2 separate regions of the Homo sapiens genome follow, and region 1 is linked to region 2. The links are chromatin loops, found by intact Hi-C in ENCODE. Cell type or tissue: testis. All regions are shown on one strand.

What was found. Hi-C counts contacts between places; a loop is a spot of excess contacts. Peaks named below come from ENCODE experiments on the same cell type or tissue, not always from the same donor. Only the 100,000 strongest peaks of a DNase experiment are listed, where the experiment ranks them.
Region 1: it touches region 2 in a loop (5-fold over the local background); 23 of 110 quality-filtered maps call a loop at or near these places.

Annotation. Positions count from the first base shown.
Region 1 is chr15:57,566,136-57,568,635 of GRCh38, forward strand. No RefSeq gene overlaps it. Among named protein-coding and RNA genes, the nearest start is that of GCOM1, 25 kb to the right of the region's middle. In testis, no CTCF peak of the experiment used is centred here; no DNase peak of the experiment used is centred here; H3K4me3 peaks cover 680 bases; H3K27ac peaks cover 967 bases.
Region 2 is chr15:57,731,723-57,734,222 of GRCh38, forward strand. LOC105370834 (a long non-coding RNA gene) reads left to right here and starts at 689. Exons shown (of 6, transcript XR_001751554.3): 1 at 689-1,056. In testis, a CTCF peak has its summit at 1,004 (motif pointing right); a DNase peak (open chromatin) is centred at 979.

The sequences.
Region 1 (2,500 bases), 170 kb before region 2:
AGGCAGAGGTTGCAGTGAGCTGAGATCATGCCACTGCACTCCAGGCTGGTGACAGCAAGACTCCATCTCAACAACAATAAAAAACCTTTATTAACATAATTTACATACCATATTATTCACTCTTTTAAAGTGTAGAATACATGGGCTTTGAATACGTTCACAGAGTTGTGTAACAATCACCACTGTTTAATTTCAGAACATTTTCATTACCCCAAAGAGAAATCCCATACCCACTGTAGCTTCTCATTCTCCCCACCCAAATCCCCCAGCTCCTGGCCACCACTAATCTACTTTCTATCTCTATGAATTTGCCTATTATGGACATTTCATATAAATGGAATCATATGTGGCATTTTATGTCTGACTTCTTTCACTTAGCATAATGTTTTCAAGGTTCATCTATATTGTAGCATGGATCAGCTCTTCATTATTTTTTAAGGCTGAATAGTATTCCATTGTATAAATAGAACACAAACAAAATATAAATTTTGTTTCTTCATCCATCAATTGATGGATATTTGTGTTGTTTCCACATCTTAGCTATTATGAAGAATGCCGCTGTGATCATTTGTGTACAAGTTTTTGTTTGAACATATGTTTTCAATACTCTTAGGTACATTGCAGGCATGGAATTGCTGGGTGATAACGTACCTTGATGTTTAACCTTTTGAGGAACTGTCAAATTGTCTTTCAAAGTGACTATATAACTTTACAATCCCACCTGTCATGTATGAGGGTTTGTTGCATTTTTAATTGCAGTTACCATGAAGTCTGTAAAAGCCAGGCAGTCACAGCCACAGGGCACAATTCCAGAGTGCAGAGGAAGTTTTCCATACAACTCTCACCCTCTTGGCAGGGATACCAGGCCTGCATGTCTCGTGACTGCACATGTTGTTTAGACAATTGTCTCTGTTTGGTGACCCACAGTTTTCGTACTGATATCCGAGTTTTATTGGCATTGCTGACCTATGAGTCTGATGTCTTTGGTGCAGAGCCTCTATCACAGTTTTACCCAGAATCCCATTGCTTTGGACCAATAATAACAACATTCCCTTTGTACAGGTCTTTGCAATTTGCAAAGCACCGTGTTACTTCCCTTTTCTCCAGAGCCTTATGCTCTGCTTTCCAAGGTGTTGGCCTTAGTATAGCAATGTAACCGCTGCTAAGGTGTGTAATGGCCAATAAGATGCTGGCTTTTCCTAAAGAGACTCACTGAGTCCTAATATTTCCCTAGTATAAATGTATCAGTAATGATGAAGATGTCAGGTGCTATGATAGAGCAAAATGGCTTTTGAGGCTCCCTCAAAGCTAGTCTTAGAAGACTCCCCCTCTGTGTGCAGGCCATAAGCTTGGCATCGTTGTAGGAACTTAGTACGGTGTCCAAGCCAGAAGACTTTTCTTTTTGAGACGGAGTCTCGCACTGTCGCCCAGGCTGGAGTGCAGTGGCGCGATCTCAGCTCACTGCAAGCTCCGCCTCCCGGGTTCACGCCATTCTCCTGCCTCAGCCCCACGAGTAGCTGAGACTACAGGCGTCTGCCACCACGCCCAGCTAGTTTTTTTTTTGTATTTTTAGTAGAGACAGGGTTTCACCGCGTTAGCCAGGATGTTCTTGATTTCCTGACCTCGTGATCCGCCCACCTCAGCCTCCCGAAGTGCTGCGATTACAGGCGTGAGCCACCACCCCCGGTCCAAACCAGAAGATTTTTCTACATCTTTCTTCTTATACAAAGATCGTTTGTGAAAAAGCTAAGATTGGTGGCAGGTTTTCAGGAAATTTTCCTTTTTTTTTTTTTTTTTTGCTAGTTTGTGTTCCTAAATAGTGAACATGCAATCGCTAAGTTTTTAAAAGAAGCGAAAAATTGATGGTAGGCCCAGCAGTTAGAAGGCCCTGGGGTTACAGTTCTTCCACAGGGCAGTTGCTGTTTATGAGTGTTCTTTCTTATCTGTAAACCCGTTCTCTATGCCTGAGAGAACATTCCTTACAGCCATGACTCCTTAAAAAGGATAGCCTTTGCAAAAGATTCTTGTCAAATGTTTTTCATCATCTATAAATCACACACAACTGTTTCCCCCAACATTAGCATCAATGTGTATGCCAGTTTCCTCTGAAAATGTCAAGCATGACTGCTCCTTAGAGAAACCATGTTTCTACCTCTCTTCCTCACCAAAGTTTATAAATTCCCAAGCATTCTCTGTGTTAACATTTTATTGTGTGTCACCTCACCCTGAAAAAAAAAAAAAGATAACTAGATTCTGTGCGTGAACCCCCTTCAAAACTCAACTCCCAGGAGAGCTGTGTGTTTTCTAAGCCTGAGCAGCTCAGAATCCTGGTTCATGAAGGCTTGTGGTCTAAGGGCTGGTTATTTCTTGTTTAAATTCAAATTAATTTCCCAGCTCCAGTGCAAATATATCCTTGCAATACTATACGACACCACTTTCTGGTACAGTCCACCTGCCTGTTTCCTGTGCTGTGTTATATCACTCATAGGAAATTCTAATA
Region 2 (2,500 bases):
CCTCTGCGGCCCCACGTTCCAGTCCCAGCATCTGCTGACATGGCATTCCTAAGAAGAGGGGAGAGGCCAGATACTATCATTTTAAAGAGGACAAAGTGAAGGACAGAGAGATTAGCTGATCTGCCCCCTTAATTATGCGGTGAGCTCGCAATGGAGCCAAGGATTGAATCCAGATTTCTCAAGTCCCAGATGGGTTTTTTCATCAGGAGGTCCTGCCACATTCCTTCTCTTGGAACCGCCCCCTCTCTGGATCCCAGAAACACATACCTGGGTTGAGTTCGTGAGTTTGTGTGTGTCTCTGTTCCCTTCATGTTATCTTGATTCTTAAAAAGAAAGGAAAAAAATGCACTTACCCTTAGAAAATGATCACTTAATTGAGATTAGTAGGAGGATGCACACATTTCTTAAATGCTTTTTTTTTTTTTTTTTTTTGATACAGGGTCTTCTGCTTTGCAGCCCAGACTGGAGTGCAATGGTGTGATCATAGCTCACTGCATCCTGAAACTCCTGGGCTCAAGCAATCTTTCTGCCTCAGCCTCCTGAGTAGCTGGGACTGCAGGAACAAGCTACCACACCAGGGTAATTAATTTTTTTTTTTTTTTTGATAGAGACAGGGTTTTGCTCTGTTGCGCAGGCTGGTGCTGAACTCCTGGGCTCAAGTGATCTTTCCACCACAGCCTCCCAAAGTGCTGGGATGATGGTCCTGAGCCACTGCATCTGGCCTAACTGCTTTTAACCACCTTTATTTTTCAAGAATTTTTGGCTTGACACATCCAGAGCCCAAACAGAAGAGGTCTTCAGATTTGACCCACGCATTTCTTGCCAGAAGAATTTATATATGAAGGCGTTGTGCAAGTTATTAATGTTAAAAGGAATTTCCTCCTCCAGTAAAAAATCTGAAATAAAATTAATATTGGCACAATCTGAGACTAAGAAGAGACACTGGCCATCCAGGAGTTTCCATAGGCCACGCTCCAATGTGAGCTTTCACCACTAGAGGGCGTGATCTGAATTGTGCACTCAGCGTTTCTTCCAAGAGTAATCGTTCCCAACAAGGTAATTTACCAAAGAATTACTTACTGTCGACTTTAGATACATATCCCAATTATGTCTCCCCTCCCAACTAAATTCTAGATTTAAAAAGTATGGACAATATAAGAAACAAAGCAATTTGCAAACGTTTATCTAACTGACCACATTGTTTCTATTTTGGTTACTCTTTTTGGGAAACCGCCAAAGTAAATACCCTCCTGTGAGTTGGCTTGGGGTCATCCGGCCTGGTCTCCTCTGCCCAGCCCCTTTATCTCAGCCTGGATCTTCTTTGGAAACAGAAATCATTTTCTCTTCCATCTTCTGGTGTTGAGGTTTAGTCATTCTTTCCTTCAAAGAGCTGAGAAGTCCTTTAAAAGCAAGACACAGCTTGTTGGTTGGTTCATTTGGTCATTCATTCATTCCATGGATGTTCACGAACATGAACATACCATGTGATAGACTGTAGAGCTAATTCCTTGACCTCTTAAAATGAACAGTGTAGGGGGAAACCGTAATAGTTAAAAATAGGGAAATGTACTGAAGGGTGCTATGGAAGCATGAATTCTACTTGCCCCTGCTCACCTTCACAAAGGTAACTGATCATCCATACTCAAAAGAGACCACACAGTGCTAGAATTCTCATGGCACATCACCAGGTAATGCTGCATTACCTCCACTGTTGGCTTTAAAAGTGTATTTCCTTTAGGCTAAACTTGTAGTAAAAATAAATCTATTAGCAGGAGAGCAACAAAAGTGCTCTGAGGAGAAAAGTCCTGGGCTATTGGGCTAGGAATCAAGATATATTGGGTGGTGGGGAAGGGGGTGGGAGGGGAGGTTACAGCTTGAGGGGGTGGGGCAGAATTCTTGCTTTGCTGTTAGCAAATTGAGTGCTTGGCCAAGTCAGTTGACTTCTTGGGATTTGCATTGTCCAGTTTCTAAAATGAAGGAGTTGAACCTGGTCAACGTGTTCCAAAATGTGTCTCTTAAAACAGAAATCTTGAGAAAAATGGAATTTGGGGATCAGATGGGTTTCGGAAATATAGCGTAATATCTGCCCCTTTTCACCCACTCTCCCATGGTAATTCCAAATCACCTGAGCTTATTAAAGGTTTGAGAGGTCCTAGAGTAAAAAGCCTGCTTAACTTTATTTAATTCAGTGTTTCCCAAATGTATTTGCCTGGAGATTCAGTTTTATGTGATAGCTATTAATGTAGAAATGCTGGACTAGATATTCATTGAAAAGCCGATAAACATTTATTGAATGACTACTTTGCGCTAGGAAGCCACCTCTCTGGCTGTATTACATGAGTCTGTGAATTTTATGATTTAATCAAGTAAACAGGAGATTTTCCTGTAGGTTACATCTTCTAATTAATCTGTTCACAGTTTCCAGAAGATACTGTGTTGTATCATTAGTGGTTTTTCACATTTGTAGCAAACTTTTTCTTCACTTTATATTGGAGTTCAA